Regions from separate parts of the Homo sapiens genome. Here region 1 is linked to region 2. A link is a loop called in an ENCODE intact Hi-C map of the cell type or tissue named here. Cell type or tissue: MCF 10A. All regions are shown on one strand. Links, peaks and the distances in the headings refer to the core of each region. The heading gives the core; the rest is flanking DNA. Region 1 has its middle 210 kb from the start of FAM76B. Region 2 holds the start of LOC105369440 (a long non-coding RNA gene).

Region 1 (10,311 bases), core at 2,197-10,196, 61 kb before region 2:
TGGTATAGTTATCATCATCCCCATCTTACAGATGAAGCAACTGAAGTTCAGATAATTTAGTAAGCTATCCATTATCTGCTTACACAGTAATAGAGAGCTCACCCTTTATAAATAACTTATTCCATCTCTGGCCGGATTTCATGATTATAAAGTGATCCTTTTAACTGAGCTGAAATTTTTTCATTAGTATTTCTCCTGTGGTTCTCTGTGACACTTCAGAGCCACAGAGAGTAAATGTGCTTCTTTTCATATGACTGTTGCTTTTCTATTTGAAGACAGATATCCTGTCTTGTTATGTTCATCTCCTCCAAATAAGCTGCCCTTTTACTTCCATCATTACTCCTGAGACTGTCAAGTCTTCTCTACATCCTGACGGTGAACGGGTTCCAGATCCTCAATAGCCCTCTTAAAGTGTGATACCCACAGCTGAATACAATATCTGGGTGGTGCCACTACCTCAAAATAGAGTGAGACCGGGAACTCTTACTCCTATATATTACCCTTCTACCACACCATTGTCACAACCCACTGTTCTTTTATAATGAGCTTCCTGGCCACAAAACGCCTAAAATATGGCCCCCATGCCACGTCTTCCTTGTGTTTTTATGTGTGCAGTTGTATCTGGCCACAAAGCAATGCTGTAAAATGGGCATGGCCCATGCATCATCTAACTCTGGGCATTTGGAAGCAGGAAAAATAAGGAAAATGACTCAGGATGACAAGAAACTTAAAAAGATGTTGCTTATTTTTTTTTTTTAGAATCTGAAATACCAAGATATCTTCGGATACATTATTCAATGTATTCATAGGCTCTTTCCACTACCCATTATTAGCAAATTTTGACAAATGAACATTTTGCATCTTTATATGTCATCAAGTAAAATTTTGAGTATATTATAACTTAATACAAAGTCTTATAACATTTGGGCCTTAGTAAGTAGTACAGTTTGGGTACATGTGTTCTAGTACAGTTTGGATAAATGTGTTCAATCACTTTAAAACTACTTAATTTCCATTAAATTTACGTATTTATTTATCCATTGTTATTTCTAGGCCTTAGAATATATTTTTTCAATTCTCCTGGGACTGTCTTCTGCCCATCTTTGCCTAGAAAAGTTCTGCCCATACTCTGTCTTTTGTTTTAGATATCACCACTTCTTTCGGATTAGTTCTCATTCTTATGTATTCCTACAGTGCTGCATTGCCACCATCATAGCAATTGCCACACTCTTGTAATTTTCTTTGTATCTGCCTATGTCTCCTACTAGACTGTAAATTGTGTTAGGACAGGGATTGATACTATTACACCCTAAGTGTCCAGCACAGTGCAAAGTAGCTTCTCAGTAAATACTTTTTAATTAAATGAGTAAATCTTCAGGACCACATGCTGAGGTAGTTATCATCATCCCCATCTTGCAGATGAAGCAACTGAAGTTCAGATAATTTAGTAAGCTAGCAAAGCAGTGGCTCAAGGCCCAGGATTCTGAATCTGTATCTAATGCTGTCATTATAAAACCAGTTACACACACCTTCCATATACTTACCAATGTCTGAAGTTTCTTAACAAATGATAGAGCCTTTAGGATCTTACTGGAGATAAGACTTAAATGCAAATACCAGAAAAAGAGAAAGCATAATAGATTGACTTCTGGTAACACTAGGGCATTAAATACTAATGCCAGACATTCTTCTAGAAGTAGGTCCTGACTTGAAGAGAAAGTGAGCCTTCTGTTCTTGCCATGCAAATCTATACAAATCATTTTTTGTCAGTGTCTCAGTTTCCCATAGTAAATTCTTGCTGATTGTTTGATTTACTTGGTTTCCAAGAAGTTAGACAAGAATAGTCCCCTAAACTTTGTTCTTTTTCATATGAACCACCATAATCAGAAATGATTGATTTATTTTACATAGTATTATTTTTCTGCTTATAAAAATTAGACAAGCTTATTGTTGACTATTTGAAAAAATAATTTTAAAATCAAGTAGAAAAAAACTTCCTACCACATATTCCTTTTTCTTTCCTTTTGCAAACAATTGCATATTTTCTATAATTTGGGATTAGCCACTACATGTTCTTATGTTGAGAATTTTCCTATATTGTTAAATATTCAATACTACATGATTTTAAATGATTGCATAAATTCACTGTAGGTATGTTCCACACATATATCTAATCAATTCCATATTGTAGATATTTAGGATTGTTTCCAGTTTTGGAGTCTATAAATAATATGGCAGTACTTATCCTTGGGCATTAATCTTTGCACACATGACTGATTAAGAGAGATTTCTTTTTTCTCATCTAATTGGTTGTATGCGATTCGGGGCCTTATTAGGATAAGAACTCCCCATAACTGGGCCTCACCTTAAAGTACTTACACAATTTTGACCCTCAGCAGCAATCAGATTGAATCAAGGATTAGAATTCCTGATCCTGAGTATGTAGATTAGATTTGGCTCCTTGAGACTCTTATTGCTCTCCCCATTTTCCCATGGTATCGGGAGAGCTGAGCTCCAGGGTGGGGCTGGAGGACTCTCTGTTTTCAAGCTGGGCTCATCTCTGCCAGCAGCACTGCCCCTGGGCCCCAACGTCAAAATAAGAAAGAAAAGTTAGTATTGAGAATGAGGAAGGCTGAGGTCATCACTGTCCCAAAGGCAGTGGCAGGAGAGAGAGACAGAGAGAGAGAGAGAGAGAGAGAGAGCGCAAGTGAGCAAAGAAGCAAGATGCATATATACATTCTTCTGAGTCTTTTTTCTTTTAAACCCAGAGAAGGAAAAAAGCAACTGCCTAAGTTAATACTGCCCTGGGGGCAGCCTGAATGGGCATGACTTGAACCAAGTGGCTTGTCACCCTGCTGCCTTTATGACCCTTGCAGGGTCCAAGAAAATGCATACATGAACTCACTGGGTTGAACAACACACTCAGTGTCTTGAGAACAAATGGACTTTTCTTTGGTGTTAGTTACAAACATCTTTTCTTTCCACTTATTCAGTTACCCAAGAAGCAAAAGCTAATCTCCTGTGAAAGTTCAGGAGAAAGGCATGTGATGTGGCTCCAAGCTGCCTTAGCCATGTGCCCAGGAAAGACCGCTGCTGGGCTTGGAGGGGCTCTGCTTCTGTGCCTGCCTACCCTGTTCTGTGTCTAGAGGAGTAAACCAATTAATAAACTACACTAATTTACAGTCTTTTTATTTCAGATAGGTTCATTCATTTATCTACTTTCTATCTATCTATCTATATATCTATCTATCTATCATCTATCTATCTACCTATCATCTCTATCATAGTCTATCATCTATCTATCTATCTATAGTCATGCGTTCCTTAAAAACAGGGACACGTTCTGAGAAATGCATTGTTAGGTGATTTCATCATTGTGTGAACATCTTAGAGGGTGCTTACACAAACCTAGATAGTACAGCCTACTACACAGCTAGGCTACATGGTATAACTTATTGCTCCTAGGCTACAAACCTGTATAGTATGTTACTGTGCTGAGTACTACAGGCGATTGTAACACCGTGGTAAGTATTTGTGTATCTAAACATATCTAAATATAGAAAGGTTCAATTACAATACAGTATAAAATATTCAAAAATGGTACACTTACACAGGGTAGTTATCATGAATGGAGTTTGCATGACTGGAAGTTGCCCTGGGTGAGTCAGTGAATAAGTAGTGAGTGAATGTGAATATCTAGGACATTACTGTATACTACTGCAGACTTTATAAACACTGTCCACTTAGGCTATACTAAAATTTATTTTTAAATTTTCTCTTTTAACTTTTATTTTAGGTTCAGGGCTACACGTGCAGATTTGTTTTATAGGTAAACTTGTGTCATGGTTTTTTTCTTTTCTTCAGATTATTTAGTCACCGAGGTACTAAGCCTAGTGCCCAATAGTTATTTTATTTTCTCTGCTCCTCTTCCTCCTCCCATCCTCCTCCCTCAGGTAGGCCCCAGTGTTCCCTCTTTGTGTCTGTATGTTCTCATCATTTAACTCTCACTTATAAGTGAGGACATGTGCTTTGTGGTTTACTCTTCCTGCATTAGTTTGCTAAGGATAATGACCTCCAACTCCAACCACGCTCCTGCAAAGGACTTGATCTTGTTATCTTTTATGGCTGCATTGTATTCCATGTACAATATGTACCATATTCCATGTAAAATATGTACCATATTTTAAATTTTCTTTTTCAATAATAAATTAACCTTAGATTACTGTGACTTTTTTGCTTTATAAACTTTAAATTTTTTAAAAAAAATTTTGACTCCTTGGTAATAACACTTAAAGCATAAATATGATGTAGTTGTACAAAAATATTTTCTTTTTATATCCTTTTTCTGTAAGCTTCTTTGTATTAAAATTTTTTTAACTTCTAAAAGATGTTGTTAGAAAACTAAGACACAAACACGCACATTAGCATAGGCCCACACAGGATCAGGGTTAAAAATAACATCACTGTCTTCCACTTTCACATCTTTTTCCATTGGGTTGTCTCTAGGGGCGCTAACATACATGAAGCTGTCATCTCCCATGATAACAATGCCTTCTTCTAGAATATCTCCTGAAGTACTTGCCTGAGGCTGTTTTACAATTAACTTTTTAAATTTTTTTGTAAGTAGAAGAAGGGTACTCTAAAATAATAATTAAAATTACAGTATAGCAAATACATAAACCAGTAACAACATAGTTGTTTATTATCCTTATCAAGTGTTGTATGCTATACATAACTGTATGTGTTCTACTTTTATATGACTAGCAACACAGTAAGTTTGTTTACATGAGCATCACCACAAACACATGAGTAATGCCTTCTGCTACGATCTTACTAAAGCTACAGTGTCGCTAGGTGCTAGGAATGTTGCAACTCCATTATAATCTTATGGGGCCACCATCATTTATGCAGTCAGTCTTTGGCCAAAATGTTGTTCTGATTCTCAAGATTGTACACACACACAAATACAAACACACAGACACACACACACACGCAAGAAGAAGGTATGTGGTGATTCATGTTCCTAGTATGACTAAGATAGATCAGAAACTTTAATACTGCCAAGAACTTCTTAAAATGAAATAAAAAATTTTCAAAGAACCGTACTTTCTCTTTAATAAGGCATTATTCTTTTCCTTTTTTTTTTCTTTTGAAGACAGAGTCTTGCTCTGTCACCCAGGCAGGAGTGCATTTGCGCCTAGCTTACTGCATCCTTGAACTCCTGGGCTCAGGCAATCTTCCTGTCTCAGCCTTTCTGGTAGCTAGGACTACAGGTGTACACCATCATACCCAGTAAATATTTATTTTTATTTTTATTTGTGTAGAGATGGGGTCTCACTATGTTGCCCAGTCTGGTCTTAAACTCCTGGCCTCAGGAAATTCTTCCATCTTGGCCTCCCAAAGTGTTGGAATTATAGGCGTGAGCCACTGAGCCCAACCTGCATTATTTCTAATTCGGTAATTTATCTCCTTGAGAAAAGCATTTGGAACAGTAACTCCTAGAGTAGACTTGGTCTTTAAGCTTCAAATTCTATATCACCTGTTAGTTGTGTGTTCTTTGCAGCCTAGGAAAGGCAAGAAATGAGCAACCTTATTTTAAAAACCATTTCTCCTGGATAAACACCATACATGCATTTAGGTACACACAGGGACTATTAAACAGTTTCAAAGCATCTATGGGCCTTGCTCCATCATTCAATCTCTCTTTCTTGTATCTTCTTGCTCTGAATCCCATCTGATTCTAAGAAATTTACAAATATGCTCTACTATCTCCCATTCGATGTTGACATTTCCTTGAATCCCCAAATTATATTCTAATCTCCACCCCACCTTACTTATTCCATGTTCCAGAATGTAGCTACCCATCAACTCATTGTAATCCGGCTTGCACACTCAGTATGAAGCTTGAAGGCTACTTTTTTCCCCCACACACCACACTCAATAAATCCCCTAGCCCAGCCTGTTTTACTCCTAACACTTTCTTGAATCCGTAGCTCCTCCTTGTCATCCCCTGTGCTACAGTCCTAGTTCGGATTCTCATCATCTCTTGCCTGGACAATTATAAGAGTTTCTAATGTGTCTCCTGATAACGCAGCTTGACAGTGTTGGGACAGTTAGAATCATAGTCTTGTGTATTTTGTCAACAGTCATAAAACCCCACTATATTCCTGGTGTCCTGGTCAAGGTAATAGTAACCCTGTTTACCATGTGATTATAAAGTAATGAGGCAGGTTCTTTAAAACAGTCACGTTAATTCATATTTAATTCATCCACAAAATATTTATTAAGCACCTATCATATGCCACACATTGATTTAGAGCTGGAAATATAGTGGTGAATAAGACAGATGGTCCTGTGATTATGGGATTTCATGAAGCTGCATGAGAGGCATGGGCAGAAGCAAGGACTCTGTAATCAGATGATGCTGTGTTCAAATCTTGCCTCCATACCTTATGAAGTTCTCAAGATCATTCATTCATTCATTTATTCATCCAGTCATTAATGGATGCTAAATACCTACCGATTGTCTATTATGTGTCAGGTGGTGTATCAGTTCCTAAAGAGATAGGCAAGTCCTGCCCTCAAAGAGATTATTTTCTTGTGGGAAAGAAAGGCTAACAATAAATACATCATACATCATAAGCAAGGTCATTTCATATAGTGTAGTAGCTATGAAGAAAGTAAAATAAGGTAATAGGATGGAGTGTGATTTACTCTGACTCTTGTTTGGAAAGATCTGTCTTATACTGAGTAGCCTGGGAAGACCTTTCCGGAAAGGTGACATCTGAGCCAAGTTGTGAAAATGGCCAGGGAAAGCAAAGAGCTGAAGGAAAGAGCAGAGGAAATAAAACAAGTGCCAAAAAAGTGAGATAGCCATTGGGTAAGGAAAAATGAGCAAGTGTAGCTGGAATGGAGTGAATGAGAGTGAATGTTGCATAGGTGATGTTGGAGAGGCCAGATCATTTTGGGTTTTGTGGACAATGTGGATGCTCAGATTTTATTCCAAGTTATTTAATCTCTCCAAGACTTAGTTTTCTCAACCAAATAAAGAAATCTCATAAGGTCGTTGTGAGAATTACAAATTATAATCCTTTCACGCATTAATCAGTTAATTCAATAAATCTTTTTCAAATGGCTACCATATGCCAATTTTAGGCATTGAGAATAATGTGGTGAGGAAGTAATGGCTTATTCTCAAGGATGTCATAGTTGTTATGGGAGATGGGCCCATAGGAAAAATATTATAACATAGTGTGACAAACACAACAGTAGATGTGTGTGTGTTTTTCCAATTCTATTCATCCTAATATCCACAACTGGGTTAGGGACATCAACACCTCTTATCTTGAGTTACTTCTAGAGCCTTCTAACTAGTCTCTTCATTTCCAATCCTGTTCTTCTCCAAAACATTCCCCACACTGCACCAGAGTGATCTTTCTAAAATTCAAATGGTAATTCATTCACTCAAAAATATTTACTATGTGTCTGCAGTGTGATGGGTTTCCTTCTGGGTTCTTGTGAAATATCAGTAAACCAATAACACTTGTTTGACTAAAATCTTTTAATATTCCACATTGCCCTCAAGATGTAATATAAACTACTTAGTTTGGTGTAAACAATCTTCAGGCCTCTTGAAGCTCCCAGGATAATAGTACAAATAGAGCCAAAATGCCATATGTAAGGTTATAAATCAAGCTATCAAACTGTTCTTAAAATATGCTCTACCTGAATGCCTTGACAAATATAAATGTATAAGGGCTTAGAAGGCCTGGTTCAAATTTAGAATTCTTGAGCTCCTCAGAGTTCCAGGCCAGAACACTGTAGTACTGGGAGACCTGCAGCTCTTGCCTTATCTCTTATCTCTTTACCTAACACTGCAGAGGGCCTTGTACACCAGCACGAGGACACCCCAGCTGTCATGTCCAACTTCTATCTACTGTCCTCCAAAATAGCTACCTCTTGGTGACTTCCTAGGTTTGTGCAGTCACTGGGCAAGGGAATTTCAGGGTCTCGGTTATTTCAGCGTCCTAGTCTAGAAAGGGACATCATTTCTAGGTGGCCAAGTCTTCTTGACTCTAGTATAGGACTCCTCATATCAAGGAGAGAGCCATGGATGAATGAGTATCTAGGAGGGCTCTTTCAAGTGTACAGTCCAGCAAAAGAAACTACCATCAGAGTGAACAGGCAACCTTCAGAATGGGAGAAAATTTTTACAATCTATCCATCTGACAAAGGGCTGATATCCAGAATCTACAAAGAACTTAAACAAATTTACAAGAAAAAATCAACCAACCCCATCAAAAAGTGGGCAAAGGATATGAACAGACACTTCTCAAAAGAAGACATTTATGCAGCCAACAGACACATGAAAAAATGCTCCTCATCACTGGCCATCAGAGAAATGCAAATCAAAACCACAAAGAGATACCATCTCACACCAGTTAGAATGATGATCATTAAAAAGTCAGGAAACAACAGGTGCTGGAGAGGATATGGAGAAATGGGAACACTTTTACACTGTTGGTGGGACTGTAAACTAGTTCAACCATTGTGGAAGACAGTGTGGCGATTCCTCAAGAATCTAGAACTAGAAATACCATTTGACCCAGCCATCCCATTACTGGGCATATACCCAAAGGACTATAAATCATGCTGCTATAAAGACACATGCACACATATGTTTATTGCAGCACTATTCACAATAGCAAAGACTTGGAACCAACCCAAATGTCCACCAATGATAAGACTGGATTAAGAAAATGTGGCACATATACACCATGGAATACTATGCAGCCATAAAAAATGATGAGTTCATGTCCTTTGTAGGGACATGGATGAAGCTGGAAACCATCATTCTGAGCAAACTATCGCAAGGACAGAAAACCAAACACTGCATCTTCTCACTCATAGGTGGGAATTGAACAATGAGAACACTTGGACACAGGGTGGGGAACATCACACACCAGGGCCTGTCATGTGATGGGGACACACACGGGGAGTGGGGGAGAGTATTCGGAGATATACCTAATGTAAATGACGAGTTAAGGAGTGCAGCACACCAACATGACACATGTATACATACGTAACAAACCTGCACGTTGTGCACATGCACCATAGAACTTAAAGTATAATAATAATAATAAAAGAGTACAAGCAATAAATAAATGAATAAATAAATAAATAAATATTTTCTGACAGAAAAAAAATAAAGTGTGCAGCCCAGAGTAAAGTCCTCTCTTGCCCATATGTAAGAGCAAATCTGGTAACTCTTTTCCATAAGGCTGCTGCTTACACCTCCACTGCAGTCTCATATACTACAACTCCACAAGGCCTTTTCAATCCTTCATGGTCTATGCTTTACTTCTGCCTTCATCTTTGCCTTGAACGTCCTTCCCCATCCACCCTATCTCTTCGCCCAATTCCTGTTCTTTTCAAGTCTGTGTTTAGAAATCCCTTTCTCCGGAAGGCCATCCCTATAGACTGCTCTGGTAGTTTTAAGTACGTCTTCATATTCTTTGACACTCCTGCCATTGAGAGTAACAGTAGGAGTGACACCATGTGACTTGTGAGGTTAGATTATGAAAGACCATGCATCTTCTGCTATGTTTCCTGGAATGCCTTCTCTGGAAACTCTAAGCTGCCATGTAAGAAATCTGGTCACTTTTTTCACAGCAACCTGGAAGAAACTGGAGAGTATTATTCTAGGTGAAATAACTCAGGAATGGAAAACCAAACATTTTATATTCTCATTCATATGTGGGAGCTAAGCTATGAGGATACAAATGATACATTGGACTTTGGGGACTCAGGGGAAAGGGTGGGGAGTGGCGAGGGATAAAAGACTACACATTGGTTACAGTGTACACTGTTTGGGTGATGGGTGCACCTGAATCTCAGAAATCACCACTAAAGAACTTATTCATGTAACCAAATACCACCTGTTCCCCAAAATCTATTGAAATTAAAAAATTAAAAAATTAAAAAAAATTTCTTTCGTATTTTCTTATAAGAACTAAAAAAAAAAGAGAGAGAGAAAAGAAAAAAAGAAATTTGGCCACTCTGAAGCTTCCATGATGGAGAGGTCATGTGTAGGCACTTGGGACAACAGTCCCAACTAAGCCTAGCATTCCAGCAATCTCTGCCAATGTAACAACAAGCAAGTGAAGCCATCTGAATCCTAAAGGTCACCCAAATGAGCACCACCAGATGACCTTGTCTCATGCCTTATAGATCCTCAGAGTTAAACAAAAAGGTCTCTAAGAATCTTAAGGTTGTGTCTCGTGGGCCCTCTTCATTAAACTATTGTGGTTC
Region 2 (12,109 bases), core at 1,877-9,876:
TAAACTAGTCACTATATTAGTCGATATTTCTGTTATTCTCCACATACTATGACTACATATGTATAGTCTAACAGTATTTGTAGGGATCTGGTGTCTTGTTGCCAAAACACAACTGCAAACAATAACAGGAGAACCTAACAGAGTGAGGTGGCAGTGGGATCTGGGTGTGAGATGTCCTATGACCCTTCTAATAACTTGAGTAGTAGAACAAAATTCTTGTCACTAATCAAGTCTTAGTCCATCAGGTCTTCAGAAAGCTAGTTGAAGACCTAGACTTGATTCCTAAGAGTTGAGCATATTGAATAAAGAATAGGGCTAGGCGCAGTGGCTCAGGCCTGTAATCCTAGCACTTGGGGAGGCTGAGGCAGGTGGATCATAAGGTCAGGAGGTTGAGACCATCCTGGCTAACACGGTGAAACCCTGTCTCTACTAAAAATACAAAAAAAAAAAAAAAAAAAAAATTAGCCGGACGTGGTGGTGAGTGCCTGTAGTCCCAGCTACTCGGGAGGCTGAGGCAGGAGGATGGCGTGAACCCAGGAGGTGGAGCTTGTAGTGAGCCAAGATTGCACCACTGCACTCCAGCCTGGGCAACAGAGCAAGACTCCAACAACAACAACAAAAAATGACCCCCAAGCTGGGCTTTGTTTCCTAGGCAAAATATCTGGTAAAGGCTAGTCCAAGAACATTTTGGAATCTTGCCATTTTCTGTGCTAATGTGGACCAAGTCATTCTTCAGTCCTTTGTAGAAGGGGTCAGTGGGAACTAGGGTAAAGCAAGAGAGGCACTAGCTTTGGGCACAAAATATAAAGGGGCACCTTAAATCAAAATCTAAATTAATACTCTATGACGAACATAAGTAAAGGTATGATCAGTACTACAGATGTTTCCTTTTGCCTTACATTCCAATGGCATGGCATGGCACTGCAGAGGGGTGAACATATGGTGGTACCCTGACATGCAGCTAGAAAGGAGAGGAAGCTGAGTCCCACCAGCAGAGACGCTGAGAAAACAAATTCAGATAATGAATGCTGGCTTCTAAAGGCTGACTAGAGCCAGATCTACCCACAGATGTCATCCTAGTAAGGAGGACTCTTCCCAAACCTTCACCCCTCTAGTGTTCACATCAGAAGCAACATTCAGACATACTGGAATGTCTACCTGGAACCTCCAAGTGCCAACGTACTCCCATTACATTCTTCTAACCTTCCCCAGAAGTGACCCAATGTCTTCGAGGTCTGAGTGCGCACTTGAGCATGTGTAGCCCTTTGATCCCGGGTTCCGTTTTCCTCTCGAAGCTAAAAAAAGTACAGAATTCTGAAAAAAGGATATTCTTTCAAGCTTTAACCCATTCCAGAAAACAGGGCTGGAGCTGGCTTGGAGACTATTTACCCAAGATAATAAATGGAAGGAAGAGATCTAGATTCTGTAACCAGTGCTCAGTGTTTTACACTAACAGGAGGGGAGGGGTGGGAGTGGGAAAAGCAGTTCCACAGAGATTCTGAAATTCCCAACTGTGCCAGAAATTTTTTTTTTAATTTCTCTTCTTTTTGTCCAACTTTTCTATTGAATTTGATGATGACAGGTAGCAAAGAACCCTGCTTCGTTAGTATTTGCCCTCCCCAATGTCAAGAAACCTTTTTAACCTCTTGATCTCTCAATCTGTCATTCTCACATCTCAACTCAAAAGCTGAACCCTTTATGAAGGCTGCCTTGATTAACCACAATTTGAATTATTTCCTCCTTTCTTGGTGCTCACATAGCACATTTCTTGGATATGCTAAATCATCTATTTATCTCTGCTTTGGATTATGGTTATGCTTGACTGCTTTTTAATGGCTGAACTTGGGCAATTTGCTTAATCTCTCCTGCCCCCATTTTCTTATTTGTAAATGGGAATAATGATTATTTTGCCAGGTTATTATAAAAGACCTTGACTCAAATTGCAAATTTACCAGTTTCCAATTCTGCTTTGGAGATATTATTTAATTTCTCTGCTATTTAATCCATTTTATTTATCTGTGAAATGAAAATAAAAGTTGCATCTACCACAGAGGTTCTTATGAAAACTGAGAAATAATCCACAAAAAGTAAAAAATAATAGCTGTTATCATTTTATTCTTGTAACTTTTGTTTTCTTGATCAGACTATAAAATCTTAAAGGGGAAAAAACCTTATTCACCTTCTTATCATAGATAATCTTAGCTGATGGCCAGTAAATTTGTAAGACACGAATATTTTCTGTACTTCTTCTATCTCAATTAGTTTATACTGTTTGTAAGGGCTTTATCATGTTCAGCTTTGTATTGGAGTTTATTAATGTATCTTATCTGTCCTTCTCCTTTGCAAAGTGCTTTCTGAAACATCACTCAAAAAATACCATGTAAGTAAATGGAATAATACCAACCACGTAAGTTAATGGAAAAATACCACGTAAGTAAATGGAATAATACCAAAAAAATCAAAGGTTCTTCATAGCATAGAGTCAGGATATCTCTCTTGATAACTGACTAAAATGTTGCATTTAAGATTGACAAATTCAATTCTCCTTCTTGAGAAGTGATCCTTTAAAAATTTGAAATCACCAAAGGAGCAAATTATGAGCAGAAGCCCTTTTCTTGCGTTACATGACATACGTCCTTATGTTGCACTGACTAGGCCATGTGCAAGCCACATCTTGTGACCACCATAGTCCCTGTCCTCTCCATCTAAAGAAACAAAGCAGGCAGTTAGAAACAGGTTTCTTTTTTGTTTCAAATGATGTCATTCAGGTCCAGCACCAGGGATCTGCTGTCTGTTCTCATTTTTTCTGTGCTGAGAAGCTCTCTTGGCTCTCTCTTGACATTGGCACAACAGAGGCTGAGAGCTGGGAGGGAGATTGAAAGGGCTGATATACCACCAGCTCTAAAAACACATGACAGCAGAAAGCCAGGCTATTACTAATGCTGATCAGCTCAGAGGCAATGCAATCAAAACCTTCAATTACACCTGGGTGATTTAATCAACTCCCTGTCAAACTCAGGCTGGAACTCCTCTGGTACTGTACAAATACAGTAATTACCATGCCAGCTTGCAATAAGATATCATTTCAGAGGATTAGAAAACACATTCTGTTGTCAATTACCAACAGCCAATTTATAGGCCCCGAAACAAACAATATTTTTTAATTGCTGCCTTTGTGTCATTATCACAAAATTACTTCTGTTATGAGGCATTAAATCATCTCAGCGATGTTGATAGTGGGGGCGGGGGGAGATTAAAAAGTTTTCACTCTGTTCTTTCCTGACAAAATGGGAATAGAAGCATAAAACTTGTATCCCGCTGTGTTGAATTTTGTAATGAAAAACAATCAAAAAACCCCAGAGATTCTCAACTACGCAAACAATCATAAACAAATCTTGAAGCTACATGAGCAGATCAGAGAGCAGGAAGTCAGGAGTCAGATTTATTTTGACTTGTACTTTTTCTGTATCCCTGGCCTCATTTTTCCATATGCCTATCTTCCAAGCCTTATTTTTTTAGAGGTATTTATTCCTTTTGAAAGTGTGTTTCAGGTCTACTGCCATACCACCCTGAAAGCACCCGATCTCGTCTGATCTCCGGAGCTAAGTAGGGTTGGTCCTGGTTAGTACTTGGATGAAAGTGTGTTTCAGTTGATCCCAAATGTGGCAACTGTCACTGGAGATGTGCAGATTTGAATTCTTTCTACTTTACCCACCCCCTCCCAAGCCCATGTATTCAGACCAAAGAATTGGGCCTTGCCGGCGCCACTCAGCTCCTTCACAATGTTCCTAGGATTCATCTTTTCCTGATGCAAAGGGAACACCGGACCCACCCCTGCTGATTCCTTCAACCTACCCCATTCTAGCCCAAATATATCTTGCTTGAGTTAGTTTAAAATGGAGGCACTTTTATTTTACCAGACAGCAGAGTGTAGGAAAAATGTTTTTAGTGTTTATTATTGCTATTACTTACTACTAATAATAGCAACACTCGACAGCACATAAAATGTCCCAAACATTGTTCTAAATGCTTTATAAATATTATATTAACCCTATAAAGTACATATGGTTATGTTCCCACTTCACAAATGAGGAGTGATGCATTGAATGGTTGAAGTTTTTGGCTGCAGTGATATAGTGGAAAGGACATTGGATATGTCTCAGGAAGAACTGGACTTGAATCTCAACACTGCCACTTAGTAGTTGTGTCACAGTCAGCCAATTATATACCCACTCTTAGCTTTATTTTCCTTATCTTCGAAAAGGAGAAAATAGTAACGATAATGTTTATTAGGAATGCCATGCATTCTTTTACATGTTCTACATTATTTAATCATCACAATGACTCTGTTGGGTAAAAACTAAACAGTTATTTTATAGATGATGAAGCTGAGGCGTAAAGAAGTAGAGTAACTTGGTCAAAGTTACACAGCAAGGAAGTGTTAGAGTTCCTAAAGTCCCTCTCTTAACCATTACCCTACACTGCCTCTTCAGTGAGCCGTTTCCCTTCTAATATCGACTATCTCTTGGTAAGTCCTCTTTGTTAACATCCAGATCTAGATCCCTAATTTCCTACTATGCATCACCACTTGGACAGTGTCCCAGCCATCTCAAAGTCCACATGTCCTAACTTGAAGCTACTATTATCTAGGCCTGCTCAGTCTTCATTACTTTCTCTTTCCTGGAATGAATACCTCCCATCTCCATCTTCCTGGTTGTCCAAGCCAAAGACTTAAACATGCTCCTTGGCCAACACCTCTCAGTTGGATAATTGCTATGGTCGACGATTGGTACCTCTGATTCTAATCATGCCACTTTCAATTACACATAGATACCTCACCAGCCACTCTCTGCTCCTGGTCTATCAGTGAATTAGAAATTATCATCGAGATAAACTCTATCATCTAAAGTCCCTGCAGACCACTTTGCTTCCTTACAAGTAATGGCTTTATCTTTTCTTCAAGTTTCTACATTCTCCTTTCTGGTTTGGTCTCACAAACCAAGGTGGTATATTTGGTTCCCCCAGGATTGTATGCTTTTCCTCATGGTCTGCTTTCCTCCCTTAAATTTAGGAGGTATTCAAAGGAGAAAAACATTTCTGTGATCCACCTTGGCATATATTCTGACTTACTTAGACACTATCCAATTAGGGGTTGAAAGTGTTAAAAAAAAAAGTAGGAAATTTCAAAGATTTGCATCAGAATGAATGAACCATAGAATTTTAAACCTGGAAAACATCATATAGCTCAGCTGGTCAAACCCACTCATCCCTTGGAAGAGGAAAAGTGACACTAAGGTTAGGCTGGGATGAACGTGATAGGTGAAGTTGGTGGGATGTCAAAGTTCCTCAAAACCACACGAACACGTACATAGCAAGGAAGCTGAGTCCTAACTCCCTGCAGCTCACAGCCCAGGGCTCTGCTTTTGAGACACATCTTCTCTCAGTAAAGGCATAGATCTCGGTGCTCTCTGCCTGACTATTGTTTCCTGGTCCTTTCCAAGTGGAGAGTTATTTCCCAAATGGTATTCCTCAAGATATCCTATGGAAACAACAAAATTTATTCCGTGGTTAGGTATCATTGTTAAATTGCCTATGACATCCCCTTCTGAGAAAGACAAATTGAACATTGGCATGTTAAAAATTGCGCAATATAGAATGATGTTAATTTTTAAAAAATACCTAATTTCTCAAACTTACGGACCATAGATTCCCCACTCTGTTTTGGGATTTAGTATTAATCAAAATCTCATGAAATTAAAATGAAAGAGACGGTGATGATTTAGTCACTAGTCACATTTCAGGTGCACAGTAGCTACATGTGGTTGGTGACCACTCAATTGGACAATACAGACTTAGATAATTAAGCCAATTAAACTAATACTTAAATGATAAAACTCATAGCACTATTTTGCTACTACTTCCATATAGTGATTTTGCCTATTCGCAGTTCCTTCAATGCCAGGCCCCAAAGAAGGAATTATCATGGAAGATAATTCAGGCACTGTGCCATGCTGGAAATATTTTGAATAGAGCCTGTGGGTGAATCGTAAAACTGTAACAGGTAGATCCCCAACAAACACATGGATCTGGGACACCCCTCCCGGGATATTTATGTTTAAAAGGAGTGTCTTATCTTCTCACCCCCAGTTCCTAGAATCTGCCCTGGTTACTGGTTGTGCAAATAGCTGGCTCCATCCGTCATGTTAATGCCATACCAAGGAGTTGGCAAGAGCAAAACGTGCTACTTCTTGCCTCAGGATGATAGAACTTAGATTTGCCACCATGGCATCTGGCCAATTCTGTGAAGGATGCCCTTGAAAGTGCTCCTCCCCACAGAGAAGGAATGAAAGAGAACAAAAATAAATAGCACTAGGTGGACTCATAAAACTTGTCAAAATCTCTCAAGCATGGCATATTTGATGATTCATGGGGTTTGCAAAGCATTACCAGATTAAAACAAGGAATGTCATGCAGAGCCGTCATTCTATGGCTTCAGAACCCTGCATGGCAACAAAATCCTAATATTGGAAGTGTTGGTTAGGGGAACGGTGTGTACCTTCCTCACCACCCACACCATTCTAAGGCAGGACAATGCTCATCAGCAGAGCAGTGATAGTTACCAGTTTTCCTTTATTCTTTATCCAGAGACAAAGACTTTACACACTTCCTCTGGAAATTTGTTGAGAAATAATTTGCTCAAATTTCTCTCCCTGAAGATTGAGCCCATTTCCTCTCATGCAGTCATCAGCGGGAAGGGAGAAGCACAGATTCATCATCCCACTTATTCTAACCCTTCACAATTTCAGAGACAGTTGTGATAAAGCAATTTTCCTAGGGCTGTCTCTTTTCTGTAATTTTAATGTTAACCCCTTTATTCACACACAGTTAAAATACACTGCATTTCCACTCTCTGCACATTCTCACTCAATATGATACCTTCGCTTTTCTGATCTGTGACCGGCCATTGCACTTAATTAACCAACGGAAAACAATAGGGCCTTTTCGTACCCAGGCGTTGGACTGAGATGATTCTTGGAGAGACAGATTAATCAGCCCATGAATTCAGCCTAATCAGCTGCTAGAGAAAGACTTAACACTCTGATGATTCCATGGCTGCCACATGGAGAGTTTATTATTAATTTACAACTGCATGCCTGACTATGAAGTCAGTGGGTGAAGCCTCTTCTGTGATTGCAACGCTTACAGCCAAACCCCTCACCCACAACCATTTTTTACAATGTTATTTTAAAAAGATTTTCTATTTTCCTTTCCTTTTAACAAATATTTATTGCATGTCTACAATATGCCAGGCACCGTAGTAGGCGCTGGAGAGAAAATAATGAACAAAACAGAGTCTCTGCCATTGATTATAGCCTACTGAAGGACATAGAGAGTAACAAAAGATCACAAATCTATTATGTGTATATACTAAGGGATTAGACCTAGTAAGGACTAACGGTAGAGGTCACGAAAAGCTTTCTCAAAGAAATACTTAGCTGAGATCTGAAGGAGAAGAAGCTAATTAAGTAAAGGGGAACGGGTTCACTGAAAAATGAAACAAACTGTGCAAAGGCCCTGTGGTGGGGAGTGGCATGGTGTGATAATACAAGATCACTGAAGTCCACATGCAGCAAGGAAAGGGAGACATTGCAAGTCCTTTGAATCCGTCTAAGGATTTTGGTCTTAAACCCATGAGTAATGTGAAGCCATTGACATTTTTTAGGCAATAGGAGGCCAATGGAATGCTTTATACTAAAATAGAAATTGACCATGCCCTTTTTCAACTCCAAACTGTTAATGACTTATTATAGCCCACATAATGAACTTTCAACTTATTACTGCCATATTAAAATCCTCTGTATTCTGTCCCCAGACTTTTTCCCTGCCTCGTATTCCCTGGTACTTTCCTACTTGCCTTCATACACAGTGGACCCTAGGTCTTAGCCATATTGTTCACTGAACTTGCCACATACCTCTGGAACTCTGTGCCTTTGCTTACATTGTATCTTCAGCCCAAGATGAATGTACTGCATGCCCTTTGAAGGCAGGAATGATGTCCTATTCACACATGTCCTTGGTGCCTAGAACACCTTGGTGCCTAGACACATAATGGAATCTTAATAAATGTTGGTAGAATGGGTGAAATAATGAATGCCTTTACTGCTTCATTCACCTGTTGATATTCTGCCCATGTTTAAAAGGCCTAACTGCACATTTACCGCTTCTGTAAAATCTTACCTTATTCTCTAAGTTGGAATAAATTGGTTCTATCTTGCTGCTACCATAGGTCATTGTTTCTATTGGTTGTATCACTATTTTAACAATTATGTCCTGTATGAAAGAACAGATGCAGGGAAACACAAGCTGCATCCCCATCTCAAGAACACTCTGCAAACATGGATACTTTGAATGAGGGTCCTCAGGTAATTAGGGAGAAAGCAATGTGGCCAGAGACTTTGAAACTGTCAGCCATGTCTTTTGATACTAGTGAGGTTCTATCTCATCTTACTAGTCTTCTTAACCTTGACCTAAATTGTGTCTGGTGAGATTAAGACATGTCAGAGTATATTTGGCAGGTTGGATGGATGACTCTGCCAACAATCTATTTGCATGAAAGACTATGAGAGAACTTAGGCCAAGGGCAAAGTCAGACTGACAAATGGACTCTAAGGCACTAGAGGCAGAGAAGAGGGATAATTCTAAGAAGAAGGTGATATTTCTCATAGGATTTATCTCCTGGGCCAGTCCTCATGGCTCCTTTCTGAGTTCCGTGGGGTGCGGGTTATGAGGGAGTGTCAGGTATTCAGATACTCAGGAAGAGCTGTTTCATGGATGCTTTGCAAGGCACAGGGATATGGAAGCTTGCCATGTGGCAGCACCAAGAGCTACAGAGGTCTGTATGCCTGAGGTCACTCCTCTCTTAATTGTCCTGATGACCAACAAAAAGAGTCTAGCTCCAGGCACGCTGAGGTTGAGGGAGCTTTTGAAGTTGGAGTACAGGCAACAAAAGATATGGGAGGGCACCTAAATCTCTCTGATTATTACCTTGGGCCTGGTAGGGGCCTTAACGTCTCCCATGACCGATGTTTTGTTATAACGTTGATGAGAAAAAAAATCAATTCCTGGTTGGCGCCACTGTCTGTGTGGAGTTTACAGGTTCCCACATTCTCCCCATGTCTGCCTGAATTTTCTCTGAGTACTCCAGTTTCCTCCTACATCCCAAAGCTGTGCACATCAGGTTCACCTGGTGTGTCTGAATCGTCTCAGTGTGAATGAGTGTGAGTGTGTATGTGAATGTGCCCTGTGATGGAATGGCATCCTGTCTGAGTTGGTTCCCGTCTTGCACCCTGAGCTGCTGGATAGGCTCCAGTCACCTGCTACTCTGAACTGGAAAAATTGGGTAAATAATTGTCTCACTTGTTCTATCAATCTTTCTTAAATGTATATATAATTCACATTTATTTCAATGTTTAATATTAGAAGTATTTTGGTCTTTACTTAGAAGTCCAGTGATGTTTTTGTGACCAAAACTATGTCATAGGAATTAACTCTTCCTTTTATCAATTAGCTTATGATACAATGGGTTTTGTTACATGTTGTCTTTCTTAAAGTTACAGTTTCCAGGAGGCTGTGAATGACATGAAGTGAGACTTACTGTATCTGAAGAGTCCCTGAAGGAGCTTCCTGCAATTTTCCTTATAAGGGTCTGTTAGCTGTAGTTACCAGGTGGTATCAGCTCAGTCCTTTCTCTTTGGCCCCAGTTCCCTTCTGTCCCCCATTGGCTGTTTGCAAAGCAGGAGGAAAAAGGCTTTCCACACTCATAGCCCGTCTTGAGAATGCCAATGTCCACATCTGGACTACTTCCTTTACACTCTCCCAAACCTCCTGATCCTCCAGGTGCTGGAGTGTTTCTGGAGTTAATTGTACCTGGGGCCTGAGGTAGTGATATGGGGGTGGGGATGGAGCATACTACTCTTTGTCACAATGTGTCACTCAGGCCCAGCAACAGCTGTGCTTGAATTCAGCTGCATGATGAAATTTCTCTTGAACAGTTAAATCAGCTGCTTTTCTGACTGCTCTCCACATGAAGTTCAAAAACCCCCAAAGTGAGCCAGAGAAAATTCCTTTTTGAGAGGGCTGCTATGCTGAGCCTGTGAATAATTACTCCTTACTTAATTTTTTTCTAGACTATTTTAACAATAGAACTACGGATTTTTCTTTATTGCTACATGGCATAAGAATCGAAGGAAAAGGCTCTGTGAGATTTCTTTCCCTAGAAAGGAGGTTTTTGGTCAAGCCATTATTAGGGTCTAATGGCTGAGTTCAACACGTGCTTTTAAGCTGACCAGCATTATCCACCCTCGTTCATATATTGAAAACACACATACATGCATGTAAACACACACGCGCGCACACACACAAACACTATCTGGCTCTGTCTTGTACAGAGGAAGAATAGGCACAATTCTATCCCCTTCATACTCTGCTTTCTTTCTCTCCCCTGCCATCCCTGACTCAACCATAAATATAAAGTTCCTTTCTCCTTCTCAGGTATAAAAGAGTGGCTCTTTTTTGCATGTGTCTAAATAGAGACAAGTGGAAACTAGGGTAAGTATATGTTGGGTAATGCTGCTTTTACGTTCCTACTGATCCATACCAGATGCTCTGCACATACTTGTGTTTATGTGCATGTGTAAGGGGGAGGAGTGTCTATAGATGTTTGTCGAATTATGCATTATGGTTAGGAAATGGGTTAGGATGACTAAGAGTTGGGCAGATGTAGCTCAGTACAAAAGGCAATCTTTCATATCCTTCAGAGTGTTTTTGGAGTTATAAAAGATATACTCCATAGGCAAAATCCCAGAACATTACATGGCATAAAGCAGGTGGTCAATAAACATTATTTCTCCTTTTAAAGTTCCTCTTACTTCAAGGATCTTGGGGTTTCTTTTCCCTATTAAAAAAATAGCTCTTAAGAAAAAAGATCTGATATTAATTCACATCTTTGTATGAATATACGCTACCCAGGCTCCCCCACTCTTGGTTTGCATTTTAAGCTCTATAACAAATTGCAGACTAGAGGACTTTATCTGGTATTAAAGGAATAGTAGGAGTCAGAACAAAGCTGGAGAGGTTATTTTGGGAAAAGAAGGGCTCTTCCTCCATGTTTCTAAATTATGCCAATGTAAGTGTCTCCTTCTCCCCCCATGCATACAAAAAGGGATTCTTCTGATGTGTGATGAATATGAACATTTATGTATGCATTCCATGTGGGAACAAGACCTAGACACCGGTGGACAGCAGCATGCAGCTTAAAAGCACGTGGTATGCATCTTCCTTTTGAGGCTAATAAATAGCTTGGCCATAATCCTTCTCACTATGGAAAGAAATCTCACAGAGCCTTTTCTATCCATCTTGGTGCCAAGTAGAAAGAAGAACAATTCAGAGTTATTTTATTCAAATGGTTTGGAAAGCCAAAATAAGAATGTTTCATATTGCTTGCAGATTCAACATGTCAGTCCTTGAAAGAGTGAGCTTTCCATGAATTAATTAAAGATTGGAGTCACTTTTCAGTGAACTATCATACCTTTCCAAACATATTTGTAAAGGTTTCAAAACAATTATTATCTTAGCGGCTTTCTTTATTTAGTACTTTTCTTTGGGAAAGAACTGCTTTTATATAGGAAAATACCTTAGTAAATCACTGGGGTTGAGAGGTTGAAAGTGTGGTCCATGTGAACATAGACTAGCAGGAGACAATCAAAAGGAGAAGAAACAAAGAAAAAAGAAAGAAAGAGAGAACACACAATAAATCATCCATAGAAGTAGCTAAGATAGGAGAGGGGAAAGGGTAGGGTCTAGCAGCATGGTGGGAAGATAGTGTCCAAGTTGGAGGGTATCTAAAATACTTTCTAAAGGGCAGATATAGCTGATAAGGAAATTTCAGTTGCTTATGCTGCTTTATATTTATTTCTATGCCTTCACAAACCTTTAAAAAGGCCCATGTGAGTGGATTTGTTAAAAAATTGGAGAAAGAAGTTATGTTGAATACATGATTCAGAGTGAGGTCAGCTTAGGATTCATGAACTGAACTGAAATTGAGTGTAAA

What was found. Peaks named below come from ENCODE experiments on the same cell type or tissue, not always from the same donor. Only the 100,000 strongest peaks of a DNase experiment are listed, where the experiment ranks them.
Region 1: it touches region 2 in a loop (2.4-fold over the local background); 2 of 110 quality-filtered maps call a loop at or near these places.

What each region holds. Positions count from the first base shown.
Region 1 is chr11:95,578,964-95,589,274 of GRCh38, reverse strand. No RefSeq gene overlaps it. Among named protein-coding and RNA genes, the nearest start is that of FAM76B, 210 kb to the left of the region's middle. In MCF 10A, for the core only: no CTCF peak of the experiment used is centred there; no DNase peak of the experiment used is centred there.
Region 2 is chr11:95,515,577-95,527,685 of GRCh38, reverse strand. LOC105369440 (a long non-coding RNA gene) reads left to right here and starts at 10,533. Exons shown (of 3, transcript XR_001748336.2): 1 at 10,533-10,608; 2 at 11,222-11,325. In MCF 10A, for the core only: no CTCF peak of the experiment used is centred there; DNase peaks (open chromatin) are centred at 4,615 and 6,285.